Linked DNA regions of Homo sapiens: all the other regions are linked to region 2. A link is a contact called in ENCODE Hi-C or POLR2A ChIA-PET data. All regions are on one chromosome and are shown on one strand. Each heading gives the region's core, a stretch centred on a gene start or an enhancer-like site at or near the end of the contact. The rest is flanking DNA. Distances are from core to core; before and after follow the strand shown. Region 1 holds the start of RAP2A (RAP2A, member of RAS oncogene family). Region 2 holds the start of ERCC5 (ERCC excision repair 5, endonuclease). Region 3 holds the start of ING1 (inhibitor of growth family member 1). Region 4 holds the start of MBNL2 (muscleblind like splicing regulator 2).

Region 1 (4,185 bases), core at 244-2,743, 5.4 Mb after region 2:
AAACATTTTAAATCATTTATCAGCCATATTTCCAAAATGTATACTTTAGAAAAGAATTTATATATATATATAAAGGCTTATTAACATTAACTTTAAATTAGCTAATACTTGTGTCACACTTTTGAAGAAGCTTCTGTTTTGTTTCCAGGAACTGGTGGTGGTGGTGTGGTGGTGTTTTTTTTTTTTTTTTTTTTTTGGAAGGGGTTAAGGCGGCTATATTAAAAACAAAAAAACAAAAACAAACAGTTAAGCTGCATTCTTTTCCTGTGAATGGCTTATTTGTACTCCTCTGTTAATATTCTCGAAACCCCATTTAGCTTATGATGTCTTCAAATAATTTAATAATCTGTCTTTAAAGTTTTGCACTAAATTAGAGACTTAATTTTTGTAAAACGCCTTGGAACCATAAACCTTTAACGAGATGAGAAAGGTCTCCTTCCTCTGGACTTGACTTTACTGTATAGGTGTGTGAGCGATTTTTACTGTCAAACATTGCCAAGGCAGATTGTTGTTGTTCAGTCTGCAAATGTCTCGACTATACCTGCACAGTTCCTCTCTTCCCAAGACAAATCTATCCACCCCTTTCCCCCCTGCAAGTTTTAAACTTTGTTTCCTTGGGGGCTCTGTAACAAGCAATGCTAACAACGTCCAAGAGACAAAGAGCTGTTCTGTGGGCTAACACGATGCCAAATTTTAGTTGTGAAACAAAGCACTCAAATTTGAGATTGAGGAGGAGGAGCAGAATGACAATAGTAAAGCCTCCAGCTTGGAGCCACCCCCCAGAAAGCCCCTTCCCCGGAGCCCCGCGCGGGGAGTTCCAGCCCCGGGACGGTGACTCCGGGGTGCAGCCGCCAAGCCCCCGTGTGCCCTCGCTCACCGCTTCACGCGGATGATCTGGTCCCGCATGGGCTTGATGTCCTGGAAGCTCTGCTGGTTGACGAGGCTGTAGACGAGGATGAAGCCCTGGCCGTTCTTGATGTACAGGTCCCGCATGGACGCGAACTGCTCGGTGCCCGCCGTGTCCAGGATCTCCAGCACCGACGGCGACGAATCCACCTCGATCTCCTTGCGGTAGAAGTCCTCGATGGTGGGGTCGTATTTCTCGATGAAGGTGCCGGTCACGAACTGCACGGTCAGGGCGGATTTGCCTACCCCGCCCGAGCCCAGCACCACCACTTTGTACTCGCGCATCGTCCCTCCGCGGCCGCCGCCGCCGCCGCCGCCCGCGACATAGACCTACGCCGGCCGCGCTGCGCCCCCAGCCCCGGCCCCGGCGGCCCGCCCCGCCGCCTCCCGCTGCCGCCCCCACCTCACAGCCGCGGCGGCCCCCTGGGCGCCGGCGGCGGCGGCGGCAACTGAGGGAGCAGCGGCCCTGGGCATGGGCCGGGCCGAGCCGGGCGGCGATGCGGCCCCGTAGGCACCGGGTGGGACTGAGGGCGAGCAGAGAGAGAGACCGGGAGCCGCTGGTGCCGCCCGAGCCGCGGGCCCGCAGTGCCGCCCGCCCCGCCCCTCGCGCCTCCACGCCCAGATCCCCGCCCGCCGCCGCCGCCGCCGCCGCCGCTACCCCCAGCGCTCGAGCGCGCGCCCGAGCCCCAGCCGCAGCGCGGCCAGGGGCGGGGTCCGGCGGCCGGGGCGGAGCCCGCGGCGCAGCCCCGCCCCCGCCCCCTAGGCGACGGGCCGCGAGCGCTCCCGAGAGGCTTTGCGGGGCTCGGAAGCTTCTGCCCGCGCGGAGATAAACAAGCACCGCGACCGCCGAGCAGCGCCGAACCCAGCGCGCCCAGTCAGACCCCAGGGCCTGTGTACCGAGCATGCGCAGTTCCCGCCCAAGCCAGGAGCAGCGTCAACCTGAGACTCCCGAGACATTAAGAATTCGGAAGGGATGAGATGGTAGAGGGGCTAGAGCTACCTCCAAGCTTTATCCTGAGGCGGGGAGTGAAGGAGAGATGCCCAAGGCCCAAGAGGGGCCGCGAGGGCCTTTGTCCGATGCCACCCAGTCTGTCAGCACTCCTAGAGCTTTGGTTTTATCTTGTATTAGCATGTGAAGCTTTAAGGGGGGGGCACCTACAGGCTTCTGACTGAAGTTGTGTAAACGCAACAAAATGAAGCTTTGGAGCGTTAGGACATTGATGGGAGGGTGACGCCCCCCTCTAGCAGCGCGCCAGAGGGGCGAGTCAGAGGCGGCCACACACCACGGAAGTCGGGTCCAAGCCCGCTGACGTCGCCGGGGTCCCGCCCACCAACCCTCTGGACCCGCCCACATTTCTTCTAGACCCGCCCCTTTCGGTGCCGAACTGAAGTCGAGCTCTTCCCACGCCCTGTCAGCCACGGGTGAGTTGAAAACCTGGAGAGCGGAATCCCGAACGGCAGCCGGAAGGCCCTGGACTCCTCATAGCAACAGCCAGCTAGGGGCATCTAGTGGGAAGCTGGGATTCATTCTAGCCAACCACATCACGTCTCTGTACCACAAGGTACCATTCACGACCAATAAGAGAGCGCCCCCATACCACGTGCCTTTACTCCTTCAACCAATCGAGAAAAACGCTAGTCGTAGGATCCGCAAGCCCACCTCCCAGTGCCTTGCCAGGCGGGGCTCTTCGCGCACGCTCTGCCAACCAATCGTAGGTGAGCTGGCGAGTGACGGAAGCTTCGGCCAAGCCAACCAGAGCTCGCGAGCCCCTTGCCACCGAGGCCGGCGGGATGGAGACAGGGACCGGCTGCTGGGGTTTGGGAGGGGCAGAGATTGAGGAGCCAGTTGCTGTGCCCTGTTCTGGCAAAAGAACAAGATGCGTTGCAAGCCAGAATGATGAATTCCACTTTTCACGTCGCCTCCGTGGCATTCTGCCTAAATGATGGGCATGGAAATGGTGCTGAGGGATGTGGGCTGAATCGAGAACACAGGGACTTTTGTCTTCAGGGTGAGAAATGTTCCGGTCCTTAAGGAAACATCGTGCAGCAGTTGCATGGGTCTTCCAGGCGTTCCTCCCAAAACATTATTTTTTTTCTTTCACTATTGAGTTTTAAAACTTAGCGTTCTGTCGCTAGCATTGCATCTTAGTTACACATCCTCTCCCACCCATAACGTCAAATTTAGGAGACGATACATCCCCAAGCTTTCCTGCATTATTTTTTGCAGTAACTGGTTATTCAGTTTACTTTCTTTAAACTATGTCCTTCTCAAACTAGTCTCACCTGTTCGTTACTGTCGCACATTTCCTGCGAATAACACGTTTCTGTAGTTCTGTTGTTAGAGCCTGGCATACCTCTCCCCGTTCCTCTTTCCCACAAGGTCATCATGCAGAGGGGATTTTGGTCTGAGTTAAAAGCCAGGTATTCTTTCACCATCTTTTCTGTCGATAGTCAAACTACTACAAAGACTACTCAAATTTAGTAGTTTCTTATTTCCCTATAGCTTCGTTATATTAGAATGGATAACTTATATTTGCATTACCTTGCTGTAATGAACACACACCAAGTTTTCATTTAAAATTATCAAGGACAAATGTCCTCTGAATTTAAAAATGTGTATGTAGTAAAATATAACTCAGCATTTCTTGATTACATATCATTAAAATATGAATGGTACTATCTGAGCCACCAGAATCAGCAGTGAAGGTATTATATTAATAAAAAGGACTAAGAATCAGGACTGTTTTAAGGGAACTGGAACCGAAGAGGATCTACTATTTCATCCTAGGCTAGTTAACATGAAATAGTGAATTAAAATTGAAAGAGCTTACATGGATGCTTCATATCTGAGCTACTTTGGCAGGGATGTTTCAAGAGGATGTAGGTAAGTATGGTGTTCACCTAGCTTTCCAGAAGTCTCATATTTTGTGTAAAATTGGTATGCTTATTCATGGTTACTTTGGGTTAGTAGAAGCTATACTTCTTTTCCAAGGAAAGACAGACTGTCTTAAGATTCTAACTGTGCATCTTGGTGATAAGAAGTTCTTAGGGTTGTTAAATAGAGCCAGGAAGCGTGAAGCTTTCTCTCTAGATCATGACAACTCATCTAGTACCTTGCATTACAAAGGAGCTCTAAGTCCATTTACTTTGCAAGGAATGAAGTTCCAGTGATTAATGTTTTTGAGAAATTTGTATTGGGATTGTGGGGTCCAGAAGGTTGCCTTAAGTAACTGTTTTCATGACTCCTAGGTCCCTAGATGTTGAGAAGCTCTGGATTGA
Region 2 (4,322 bases), core at 1,404-3,903:
AATTTCTGCGGACAGAAAAGTTAAAATCTGCAGCAAAGCCAAAAATCACTTTCGGTATAAGACCCAAAGACCAATAACATTTCAATACAAAAAATAAGTTTCTTTAGTTCTTTAGTTAGGTGACTTAAAAATCTCCATTAGTATACATAGCCTAAAGAGATGGTAATATCTTGCTAATACACTTAAACGCATATTACAAACATTAAAATCTATAAGAGACAAAAGTTTAACTTACTTCTGCATTATTTGACACAGACATTTAGACTGTATAAATAAGACACTAAGCTATATAGATGGTTTAAAGACCAAACAATTTAGTATAGAGATACAAGAGTAAATTATGAAACTAGTATAATAACGGGTAAGTTTGTCATTAACAAACAATACAATAAAATCTAAATAATTTCAGGTGTCTGAATTCCCGTGAAAATGAAATAAAGCAAAACCGATTGTAGAACAAGTAATCAGATATACTCCTTTGACATAAACGAGTTTATTATAAATATATGAGGTTGTCATGACTAGAATGTCTTTCACAGTCCTTTTTATTTATTTATTCAGAGACAGACATGAACACGGCTCATTGCAGCCTTGACCGCCTGGGCCCAAGCAATCTTCCTGCCTCAGCCTTCCGTGTAGCTGGGACCAAAGGTGCAGGCCACCACGTCCAGCTAATTTTTTGACTGTGTGTAGACAGGGGTTCACTATGTTGCCCAGGCTGGTCTTGAACTCCTGGGCTCAAATGATCCTCCTGCCTTGACCTCCCAAAGTGCTGGGATGACAGGCGTAAGCCACTGAGCCTGGCCACAGTCCTCTTTAGTAATTCTTCACAAGGGCTGCTACATAAAATGATCTAAATCTTTGCTGAAGTTTTAAGGGTTCTTGTCACTGAAAACTAACCTTTACCCTTTATTTCTGAGAAAATCTTTAGACTGCAATGATACTAAGCAACAGCTTGAGGGCAGCAACAGCGCATGTGCTCTAAAAAACAAAAAACAAAACAAAACAAAACAAAAATCCTTTGGCTTTCCCCAATTCAAAGTACCCTGTATAAAAACTTTTAAGCCAAAAATCAATTACAGATTTATTTAAAGATTATTCACTTGCAAAAAATGATAATCTCATTATGTTTTAAAACTTATCAATGTCGTTTTATTTATAAGTTTTGTACCTACTGAAGAATTAGGGCTCCACAGTCAGGGATTCCTTTGCTGAACGCCCACACACTCTTGCACTCCATTTCCCGTCCCCAATCCCCCCGCAATCATTTACAGGACTCTTTCCACAAGCCCACGAGCCCCTAGACTCATAGATCCCCATTTAGGAAATTGGTGTAAGGTATCACCAGATTCTGAGCCAGAATAGATACTCAAAAAAAAAAAAAAAATGACTACATAACAAAGAAAAAGATAAAAATTTCAAAAGCAGTATCACGTTTTGCTAATGAAAAAAGAATTTAATTCCAATGACAAACAAAACCAGCCAAACATGTACAGAAACAATAGTCCTTAAAAAGTCAATTTAAAAAATGGGTAAAACACCTGTCCACACTATCCTTCCTCTAAGAAACATAAATGGGGCAAGACTCAAGCAAAACTAATCGTCGAAGTCTACTCTGCTCTCCTTACTGACCTCCCGGACAGGATAATAACTTTAAGATTTACTGTATTAATCGCACTAAACTTCTCTCATGTAGGCAATTTCTTTATTCCTCATTCCAATCCTGTGTGTAGATACTATCACCACCTCTACTTTGCAGATGAGAGAACTAAGGCAGAGAGGAACATAAAGCACTGCCACAAAGTGACAAACCAGGATGCACAGGCCGCTAAGACTGCAAAGCTGGGGAAAGCAGACAGGGCGGCCCGCCTCATCACCCGATTCCGCAATCAACCTACCACGGATCAAAAATATTTGCGATGGAAAAAAATAAATAAATAAAACATACCAATAAAAACTACAAAAAATTTTAAAATACAGTATAACAACTATTTACAGATCACTTACATTGCATTCGGCATTACAAGTAAGCTAGAAACGATTTAAAAGATTACGGAAGTGGGTAGTTTATATGCAAATACCACGCCATTATATAAGGGAGTTGAAGGAACTTGAACATCGTGGTATACGGAGGAGGGGCTGGAACCAAAGCCCCGGGGATACCGAGGGACGACTGTACTTAGAAAACCTAGTGACAGAGATTCTATAGCGACCCCGACCCCGACCCAAGACCATCATCCTGCAGATGCCACTGTGCCCAAGGCAGAGCCCCGCGAGGAATCCAGCCCCGAATCCCTGCACCCCAAGTCCCAACGCGGCGTTAAGGATACCAACAGCCAGGATCTTCCCTTCCAGCGCTTCGGGGCTGACCTGCCGCCCGGAGCACTCCAGCAGCTTCCAGAGCCCCTGGACCCCCATGAGGCGGCTGCGTCCTAAGAGCGGACCCCGACAACTTCTACTCTAATTCTTCTACGACGGACTGCACCGCCGCCTAGGACCCCGGGAGGAAGCCCTCCCTGCTCCTACACAACAAAGATGGCAAATAATACAGAAGCCACGGTTTTCCAGTGGGGGACGGCACTAATGGGAGCGCATTAAAGCGGAGAGACTCTGGCTGCAACACGTCTCAGCAGCTGTCACCGCCTCCCGGAAGAAAGACAGGTCCAGAGAATGGCCGTTGGCGGGGAGGGGCAGGGCCTCGCCTCGCCCAGCGCTTAGGCCCAAACGTCTGCGCCGCTAATGGAAGACCGGGGTGCAAGGGCCACGCAGGCGACGGAAACAGCCAGAAGATGTCCCTGCGACACCTCCCGCCTTCGCTGGTGGGTCCGCAAACCCATGAAAAATGGGCCCGCTCGGTTTCCGTCTAATACGACGCGCAGGGCGGAAGCTCCGCCTCCGCACATGACGTATATTTTCTGCGCTTGCAGCACTCCGGAAGTGAGAAGTTTAGCGCCAGTGGTGATGCCTTGGTGGTTACTTGCTTCCGTCACGCTGGCATCCTGAAGGCGTTAAGCATTAAAACAATGTGCAAAAGCGCCTTCTTGGTGGAGTAACGGGCTTTTGTTTTTGTTTGAGACAGGGTCTCACGCTGTCGCCCATACTGGAGTCCAGTGGCGCATTCTTAGCTCACTGCAGCCTGGAACTCCTGCTGCCCGAGCTCAAGCAACTTTCCCATCTCAGCCTCTCAAGTAGCTGGGACCGCAGGTGCGCACCACTATGCTTGGCGAATTATTTTTGTAGAAATGAGGTCTCCCTGTGTTGCCCAGGCTGGGAACTATTTTCTACACGCTTTTTTAGTATCGGTTTCTACCTTTGCGCCGCCGTGTGTGAAGATACTTAACACAAAGTGTTGTTTTACACGTGAAGAGACAACCAAAAGGTGGATGCCTTCTTGGTTTTGTACTATTTATTTATATGCTAGCACGTAGTAACTAAAGAATAATAAAATTTAAAGCCTGTGAAAATGTTAGGGTCCCAAAATTACTAAGCAAAAGGGAAAAGTCAAGCTGGGAACTGCTCAGGGCAAAACCTGCCTCCCATTCTAGTCAGTCATCCTTCTGCTCACTGAGATAGATGCATATTCTGATTGTCTCCTTTGGAAAGGCTTATCAGAAACTCGTATGCAGCCTTTTGTCTCTCATCTACCTGTGACCTAGAAGCCCTTCCTGCTTCCGAGTTGTCCCCACCTTTCTGGAAGGAACCAGTGTACTTACATATGTTGATTGATGTCTCCTGTCTCCCTAAAATGTATAAAACCAATCTGTGCCCCAACCACCTTGGGCACATGTCATCTGGACTTCCTGGGGCTGTGTCACAGCTGCGCGTCCTTAACGTTGGCAAAATAAACTTTCTAAATTAACTGAGACCTGTCCCAAATTTTGGGGGTTCACAAGCCTTAATCCTTGACATATAGTTTAGTTTTCTTCAGCATCTAAAAGTTATAATGCCGCGGCTTGTAGATCAGAAAGGACTAGAAATCAATTAACAGAGTAACCCCAGAAAAGGCCACAGCTCTGGAACCCTCAGGCCAAGATTCAAATCCCCGCATCGTGCCTCACTATGGTGTTTAGCATCCCTGAAGTCACAGTTGTTCAGAATTTGTGTCTCCATCAGTAATCAGGGCATAAAACCAACCTTGCAGACTTCAGTAAGTATTCAAGGTGTTACATGCAACGCACTTAGCACTAGTAACTATAAAGGATAGTATTAGCATCCATATTTGTTCAAATTGGAACGAAATTTAAACTCAGTGAAAAGGCTGACTTAAGGGAGCAGGCAATTTTTTAAAGACTTCTTTATAACAGAAGTATACGGGAAATTGA
Region 3 (3,892 bases), core at 1-2,500, 7.9 Mb before region 2:
AGAGAAAAGCCCTCGTCCTCCGCAAACTACAACCGGCGGCGTCGCCCCTCGCAGTCGGCCCCTACTCGGTGTCCAGCTCCAAGTGAGGGCCGGAGGGGGCTGGGCGGGGGCGGCCGACCTACCCCGAGCGGAGTACTACCCGGTACTTTATGTAACACTCAGATTCGGGACTGAGTGGGGGGCGACGAAGAAGGGCCAGAGGAACGGCGTTGCCCGGGACCGAGGCACCGGGTCCGCGGGAACCCCGGCCCACAGCCGCCCTCCTCCTGCAGCCCCGTCTCGGCGCCCTATAGCCCCAGGCGCCGGCACATCCCTCCATCTCGCGCCGTAATCTGCACCCCCTCCTAGAGGACGCGGCTTGGACCCGCCGCCCCCTCCCCCGCAGCACCCGCCTCATCACTTCACTACAAAGAGCGCTTTGGTCGCGCAGCCTTGCAGCGAGACCTCTCGCGCCTCCTTCCTCCTCCGTGTCCCGGGCTTTGCACACAAGGACCTTGGCGAATCAAAGGCGCTCCAGACCTTTTGTTCCTGCCCCTGCCGAGGGCCGCCGCTGCGGAGCCGGCCGCTTCCTCCGGTCCACGGCAGGACCGGCCCGGCTCCGCGGCGCGCCCGGACCCGCCGGGAAGGAGGCGGCCGCCCCCGCCCATCCATCACCCGGCCGTACCTTGGTATTTCGCGTCGATCTCCCGCATCAGCGAGACATTTCTCTGCAAGTCGAAAGGCAGGGACTCGATGGAGTCCAGGTAGTCCTCCACATAGTTCACCAGGTGGAGCTGCTCCCCGTTGGCAGGACTCAACATGGTTCACCCCGGAGGTCCCCGGCGACTCGGCGCGGCTTTCCGCTTCCTCCACCCCCCGCCCCCCTCAAAAAATAGCACTGCAAAATGCAAAGCCCTCGCTCTCCCGGCGCCCCCCCGCCGGCTCCTGCTTCGGCCCGGCGGCTACATCTGCCGAGCCCGTCCGCCGCCTCCGGGTCCGCGGGGACCCCAGCGCCTGAGGGCGCGGGCCGCGGTGGCGGTGGCTCCCGGGCGCACGCCCCGGCCGGCGGCGCAGGCCCCCTCTCAGGCGGCGGGGCTGGCGCCGGGGGCCGCGCGTACGAGCGCGCACACACCGGCGGGAGAGGGCCCAGCGCCGCGGCCGCCGCTGCCCACTCGCCCACTGGGCTGGGTAGAAGAGAGGAGCGGAGCGGGCAGCGGGAAGGGGCGCGCTCCGCTGGCCGCCGAGCCGCACTTGTCCAACGTGGAAAACCCAAATACCAGTTTCAAACACTTGGGAAACATTCAGCCCCGCTGCGCAGCGCGCATGCGCCCCGGCCCCCTCCCCCGGCAACGGCCCCGCCCCCCGCCGCATTCACGCCCCTCACCGTCCCAGGCCCTGGGGGCTGCGGGCTCCAGGCCGGCCCTCGCGGGGGCGTGGCCTTGCCTGTCACTTTTTCCAGAGGCGAGGGTCGCGGAGGGGACAGCGTCAGGGCCGCTGGGGTGTGGACGGCGGGCGAGGCGCAAACTTTACTAGGAGTTTTTGGCACTTGGAGGCAGAGCCTGTTGGGCGGCACAGCACGCCCGCTGGGAAACGCAGGGGAGCGGCCTGCTTCGCTGAAAACCCGACCAGGACCTAACGGGCCGCGGGACAGAAACCTCCGAGACCATGGTACACAGCAACTACCGCAACTCGCTCCTCAGCCCCTGACTCTTCGTCCCCGCCCCACAGAGCAGTATAAGTAGGGCCCGAAACAGAACTGGCAACCGCAGTAGCCAATCTACTTGCCAACATCACTTTGACAGCCCAATCACGATGAAGAGGAGGCGGGGAGACCGTGAGTAATGCCCCCCGGACTCTTACTACTAGAAACCCAAGTCCTCCGGGAGGCGGAAGGAAGGGGAGGGCCGGGCACGGGCGGAAGTGGCGGCGCATGCGCACTGGCACCCTCTCGGTGTCCTTTGAGCTGCGGCCGCAGAGTGCGCGGGAGACCTACCCATTCCGCGGCCGGACCACCACTCCCAGCAGCCTAGGCGGCTCCCGCGCCTGCGCCATCCGTCACCGCCCTCCCTTTGTGTCGTCTCCCGGTACTCAGTTTGGAACGGCTTGGAGACAAAGGGGCCTGAGAGGGAAGCTGCTTCCTAGTGCCGAGCCCCAGAAGAGGTGGATAGGCCCGAGGGGCGCCTTCCCTAGGCCTTATCTCTTCCCGCCCTGTGTCATGGACACCGTTCTCGGAGGCCGCTCCCCACACTTGGAAAGGCCGCCCACAGTATGCAGACACCCGGTCGGCCGGCGTCCTGAGGCCATTCAGCTCCCCGGACCGCCCTCCCCCGCGTCGCCCCTCTACCCTCCCAAAGCTCCCGGATTTTGGGCTTTCTGAGAAGCCTGGACGCCACGCGAGCCCGTTGCCTAGGCGACCGGCCCCGCGCGCCGGCCCCCCCCCTTCCGGCCAAAGGGCCCGCCCCTCCTGGGCGTGGCCTCGTGCCTTTGTGCACTTCCCGCCTGGCTCTCTGGTTCCGGGGCGGCCTCGGCTTCGGCCTCCGCCCCGCTGCGGCCGCCGCGGGTCCCCTCCGGGGTGGCCCCGAGAGCTGTGTTCGCCACGCTTGGCTGCCTGCTTTTCTCTGATTTTCTTCCGCCTTGGACCCTGCTCTATTTGCATTGTCTTTTTTTCAGCAAGTCGGAGAACGGTGCCTTGTCAGTTTTCACCTTTCTCACTGGACTTTCTCTTTTCCGGAGAGCCGGGTTGGTGGTGCTGCCTGTGTATTCCACGAACTAAGCCCTGTCCCCAGCCCTTGCAGTGTTTCTGTATCAACTCCACGCCAGCGCGGTTCTCCATTTTTCTTAGCCTCTTAATTAGGACAGGGTCGGATTTCAGCTTTTATCCACCGGGTTTATCCTGTTGCAAAGCAGAGTACACAGTTTTAGACACAAAATAATTGCAGTTGAAATGGATACACATTCTGGTGGTAAGATTTGGAAACGTGGTATTTGATGGAACCCTGTTGTAACATCTAAAACTCTTTGGATTTTTTAAAAACGTATTCTGTGTAATCCAGTAAAAATTTGGATTCGTCCAGTATTTATAGAGTAGATTATTAACCGCAGTGGTGCTCATTCCAGGGCCCTGCCGGGTATTTTGTGCTATGGATGTGAGTACGGCAAAGAGACTGAATTAAGCTGTTTTGTATTTGGAATCGGATTGTTCACGTTGCAACGTTGCTGCAATGATAAATGGATGGATACTCTTTACACTTTGAAGTGGATTTAATCTTCACTTTTAAGCCCCTTCATCTCACCTACACAGCAGGAGAGCTTTGGCTTTGATATTTGGGGAAATGGCTGTTATTTTACTTACAGATCACGCTATTCTAGTCTTGGCCTAGTTAAAAGCAAATGAGTACTTTAGTTTCTACAAGATTTATTGGCCACTACTTGGTCTGCACAAAAGACTATAACACTTGGCCGGACGCGGTGGCTCACGCCTGTAATCCTACCACTTTGGGAGGCCGAGGCGGGCGAATTGCCTGAGATCAGGAGTTCGGGACCAGCTTGGGCAACATGGTGAAACCCTGTCTCTACTAAAAATACAAAAAATTAGCAGGGCATGGTGGCGCGTGCCTGTAGTCCCAGCTATTGGGGAGGCTGAGACAGAATCACTTGAACCTAGGAGGGGAGGTTGCAGTGAGCCGAGATTGTGCCACTGCACTCCAGCCTGGGCGACAGAGCAAGACTATCTCCGGAAAAAAAGAGAAAAAAAGACTACGACAAGATAACATTATGTGGAAACAAACATTATGTCGAATACAGAGTATAGAGGGAGTACAAAGTTGAATAAGGAAAATTACGCCTTTCCCTCAAAAAGCATATAAGTAATTTAAAAGTACAATAGTAAGAAATAGACCGGTTCTTCTATTCC
Region 4 (4,080 bases), core at 1,581-4,080, 5.6 Mb after region 2:
GGACTGGCTGGTAGCCATGTGATATTGATTTGTTTTCACCATAGCAACAGCAAATTGAAACAACTAGCAGAGAGAAGGCAGGCTGTTAACCAGTAAAGCTACCTAACCAGTATATTTCACAAGCATATTTTTCTCCTTCCCTCTTGTTTTTTCTCTTATTTACTCCACTTTCACAAATTTAACACAAAAGTCAAAGGAAAAACAGCATTAAATGTTTTGGGCACTACAAGGCCTGTGGCCAGAATAGTGTGCTTTGCAGAGCTTCTAGTATATTAGATTAGATCGATGGAAAAAATGCAAACAACAACGCTTTGATTTCCTTGGAAATTTCATTTGTTGAACTAAGAAAAAGTATCCCTAAAAAATTTACATGAGCACAAAGTAGAGTGAAGGGTTTTGTGTATATGACTATGTATCTTAATACTCTAAGGTGTTTGCCAACAGTTTCTTAATACCGAGGTTTTATCCCTTTGTACTTTAAATAGCTCAATGTGCCAAGAGACAAACAACTTTTTTTTTTTTTTTTTTTTTTTTGGTAAAAGGTCAAGGTCTCAAAATGCTAAATGATGAGGGAAAGTGTAGCAAGTATGATTCAATTCTATTAAAAGACAGAAAAATCAAGGTAGGCACTTGCTCAAAACTACGTGAGTAGTCAGAGAGGAGACACAAATTAGCTTTGGGAACTCCCGAGAACTCCAATGTGCTCCAGTCAAAATCTTTTTTAAAAGGTTCCTTTGTAAACATTACCCTTCCCCCGATCTCTGTGACCAAGGTTGCCACCTGTGACATGGATTTGCAGCCTGCAGTATTGTACTTCCCCTGCTTGGGGCCATCTGTGCTAGGACATGATGATTTTTCTATGAAAGCAGCTGTTCTCACCATCACAACCAGCCTTGAACTTGGTGGCACAACCTGGATCCTAAATAGTGGCTCTGGAGCAACTGGGAATAGGGCCCCGGGGACCATCCACCCAGGTGGCAGCGCTGGGCTGCACCAAGGGGGAGTCAGGCCAGAAAAAAAGCTTTGCCCTGCTCCCTGCTGCTTTTTGCCAGCCCAGCCAGAAGCCCTGCAGAAAACCTGTGCTGACCGGCCCGACATGTGGCAGGTACAAGAAGATGCCCTATTTATGAGGGGACAGGTTTACAATTTACAAAAGACAGGCGAAAATATAAAGACATAACTTAAGTCCTGCCAGTGGGGAGTTAGAATGTTCCTGGCCAGGACATAAAGAAATATTCCTCTCCACAAGCTCGAATAAAGGAACACACAGCAGAAATAGTTGGGGGATGACGTCAGAAGTTCTGGGCTAGTGTCCTGCACTTCTCCTTGAAAGTAAAAACAGTGGGTCTAGAAGAATCTACGTGGCATTGCCCTTATTTAAATGAGTAGTTCTACTGCTCCTTGCAAAACAAGTAGGATAGCTGAAGAAACTTCCTCTTATTTAAAGATTATAAGAATGTTCCCCCTGCCTTTTTTAAAAACCTTATTGTCCCCAAAACACACACATTACCCAATTAACAAATAGCTTTCCACTTAACCTTTGTCTTTTAAAGGGACAGTAATGTTTCTTGTAGAACATTCAAGGTGGTGGTGGTTAGGCAAGTCAGATTTTTTTCTTCGCTTCAGTGCTTGCTAACTATTCTAAAAATGTTACACATTTATTGTAAACACATGCTTCCGAGGCCTAACAAAAAAGCACAGTTTCCTCATGCCTGGCAGAAATTTAAAACGGAAAAGGGCAGAAAGAATTCTTTAGCAAATATATCCTTTCCTTCTCCTGGGCCAAGTGTGTTAAAAATAAATCTTCTCCATCATTTCTCACTGCTGCTTCTCAGCGAGAAAGTTGATATGGTTCGGCATAGTGAAAACACAGCTTTAAAAGCTAGCCTGCCCTCATTAAATTATTCTGCTGGCTGTGTGTTCTCATTAAAAATGCATAAAGATCAGATAATTGCAGTAAGCATTATTAACCCAGCTTTACTTTTGAATATAATGGTTCCACTTTTAAGCTGGAAACAAAGGCTCAGACATGCCAGGAAAAGAAATGTAAACATTGAACTACAGTATCGAAAACTTGCCAGAAAGCTACCTCTTGCTAGGTTGTTTAAAATGTGCTTTTGAAACTCAATTAAAGCTGTAGCATTGTAGAGCTAGGTAGGTCCCTAATTTTTAATAAATAGACACATACGTTTGGCCAAACATTCAACCGATGATTATTTACCATGAATTTTTTTTTAATCCTTAATTGCAAGTCTGTTTTCAAATAATAGGATCCATGTAAACTTTATCTATTTGGGAACTAGCTATGGCAATATAACAATTTTTCACAGCAAGAAAATAAGATTGCTCCAAAGAATTCAAATGGTTTTTAAAAAATAATATAATAAATGAATCGATTCTTTGCATAAAAACTCGATTTCTTGCCTCACCCCAAACAGGCGGCATAGATTCAAGCTTTGCCATTTCTTTTTCTCAAATCAAAATGTTACGTAAAACTCCAGGGTCCCCCGCAAGTATTACAATTGAATTAGTGGAATCCAGTTTCCCTGGCTCCCGTAAGCAGCACACATGGAATGCAGCATACTGCAGCAAACTCTTTAAACATTCAAAAAAGGGGGGCGATTCTCCTACCTTGTTTAGCTCTGCCTGTCCTTCCCATTTACAGTAACCCCAGGAACATCTGGCAGAACCAAGTGGCCGAGGCTTCTCCACCGCATCATGAGAAAGAAACTTCCATGTAAATAGTTCTCATTCCCTGTTTATTGTACTCTGAAAGCCGTCTGCCGTATCTGGAAAATTTTACCTTCAGATGATGAAGCAAAGACAGTCTAAACTCTGTTGCTGTAAGCTGCAGCCCTTCCTTCCGACAAATCCCTCCCAGCCGGGGCCAGCCAATCCCCAGCCAGCTCGTCAGCCCTACTCGTCTGAAACTGGCCCTAATAGGATGACTGACACAGTAACACAGCACTTGCAGTGTGTAAAAACAGTGCATCCATACTGATGAAAGAGGAATTTCCCTCTCAGAAGAAAGCAATCATAGCACCAAGACAAAGTGGCACATAATTGGCAGAGCAGAGAGAGGGGTAGCTCAAGAAAACACCCTTGAAGACAGCCAGCTCGAAGCCAGGAGCTTCACCGTGAACACTTGGGAAAATGTGAAACTCCGCAGATTCCAAAGAAATCCAGGTTGTACATGAAACTGAAGTCCTTGGACTATCTGACAAAGCATATGTATATGTTTTTTAAAGGAAAAATAATTCAACGTCTGCCATGGCAGTTAATACCTTACAAAACATTTACATATTTCCATTATTGAGGAAGAATGTGCTAGCCCAAGTGCGTATTCAAAATCAAAACATGCTTATAGCTCTGGCACACACAGGTTTCCTGTATAACATCTGTTATTGCAGTGGTTAATTACTGCGGCCCATTTATCTTTCGTCTAAGTTTTCAGACCACTTGGGACTTCGATTAGGGAATGCTGGACAATAAAATTGATATCTATACACTACCCTTTTCTACTCTTGGCAGGCACCCACGAGAGGATTAGGTGTGCTTTAACCATCTTAGATGCCATTTGATAAATACTGTGCATTGGCTCACATTATCGTTAATGAAGCAATGATTATAGGAAGATGTTTACTGTTGAATACAAGGGGTACATGATCCAAGGGCCCCCATGAGGTGCCATTCCACAAAAGATGTTCTAGGAGGTGCTGGAGTTTCCTGAGATAAAGCAGAAGAAGAGAAAGTTTAGGAAGGGTTATTTATTTATTTATTTATTTATTTATTTCCCAGTCTACAGCATTTCTGTATGCCTTGAAAACAAAAACTCAAAAACATATGGCATTGAGCAAACACAACAAGCATACATTTTCCTCCCCTAAATACCACATTTTGAGAAAAAAAAAGTATGATGATTACATGATGAGACCAAGACAGAACAAAGCCTTTATTCATCTGAAAGGTTGAACCCAATGCACGATTTTTATAAGCAACTGTTCAGCGCATCTGTAATGAAGCAACAGAATGCAATGGAATGCTTTCTTTTTATTTTGCCATTGCATCTTAAAAACATAA

What was found. Hi-C counts contacts between places; a loop is a spot of excess contacts on that map. ChIA-PET counts read pairs that join two places held with the same protein, here RNA polymerase II (POLR2A). Pooled maps may share reads with other maps.
Region 1: a loop to region 2 is called in a map of CD8-positive, alpha-beta T cell, with 23 times the contacts of the local background. The contact joins the promoter of RAP2A here to the promoter of ERCC5 in region 2. A Hi-C loop is called at or near these places in 3 of 168 maps with a recorded cell type or tissue (CD4-positive, alpha-beta memory T cell, CD8-positive, alpha-beta T cell and naive thymus-derived CD4-positive, alpha-beta T cell) and 15 of 50 pooled maps. POLR2A ChIA-PET finds 5 or more read pairs at or near these places in 6 of 52 experiments (CD4-positive, alpha-beta T cell, CD4-positive, alpha-beta memory T cell, CD8-positive, alpha-beta memory T cell and 3 more).
Region 3: a loop to region 2 is called in a map of CD4-positive, alpha-beta memory T cell, with 27 times the contacts of the local background. The contact joins the promoter of ING1 here to the promoter of ERCC5 in region 2. A Hi-C loop is called at or near these places in 2 of 168 maps with a recorded cell type or tissue (CD4-positive, alpha-beta memory T cell and naive thymus-derived CD4-positive, alpha-beta T cell) and 9 of 50 pooled maps. POLR2A ChIA-PET finds 5 or more read pairs at or near these places in 1 of 52 experiments (activated CD4-positive, alpha-beta memory T cell).
Region 4: a map of naive thymus-derived CD4-positive, alpha-beta T cell shows a loop between it and region 2 (21-fold over the local background). The contact joins the promoter of MBNL2 here to the promoter of ERCC5 in region 2. A Hi-C loop is called at or near these places in 2 of 168 maps with a recorded cell type or tissue (CD4-positive, alpha-beta memory T cell and naive thymus-derived CD4-positive, alpha-beta T cell) and 7 of 50 pooled maps. POLR2A ChIA-PET finds 5 or more read pairs at or near these places in 1 of 52 experiments (activated naive CD4-positive, alpha-beta T cell).

What each region holds. Positions count from the first base shown.
Region 1 is chr13:97,431,477-97,435,661 of GRCh38, reverse strand. It overlaps RAP2A (RAP2A, member of RAS oncogene family), which reads right to left and starts at 1,493. Exons shown (of 2, transcript NM_021033.7): 1 at 878-1,493. The coding sequence starts at 1,191. RefSeq lists silencers at 1,317-1,376, 1,397-1,756 and enhancers at 1,907-1,956, 1,977-2,106, 1,378-2,309, 2,257-2,396.
Region 2 is chr13:102,844,363-102,848,684 of GRCh38, reverse strand. It overlaps ERCC5 (ERCC excision repair 5, endonuclease), which reads right to left and starts at 2,653. Exons shown (of 15, transcript NM_000123.4): 1 at 2,331-2,653. The coding sequence starts at 2,418. The region is part of intron 9 of BIVM-ERCC5 (BIVM-ERCC5 readthrough); the gene reads right to left. RefSeq lists a silencer at 1,865-1,914 and enhancers at 2,076-2,898, 2,265-3,054, 3,265-3,314, 2,899-3,723.
Region 3 is chr13:110,711,058-110,714,949 of GRCh38, reverse strand. ING1 (inhibitor of growth family member 1) reads right to left here and starts at 1,250. Exons shown (of 2, transcript NM_198219.3): 1 at 665-1,250. The coding sequence starts at 800. It also overlaps a transcript of CARS2 not described here. RefSeq lists silencers at 1-23, 64-323, 414-703, 864-1,053, 1,064-1,413 and 2 more and enhancers at 2,084-2,133, 2,734-2,823.
Region 4 is chr13:97,221,083-97,225,162 of GRCh38, reverse strand. It overlaps MBNL2 (muscleblind like splicing regulator 2), which reads right to left and starts at 2,830. Exons shown (of 9, transcript NM_001382683.1): 1 at 2,632-2,830. RefSeq lists an enhancer at 2,749-2,808.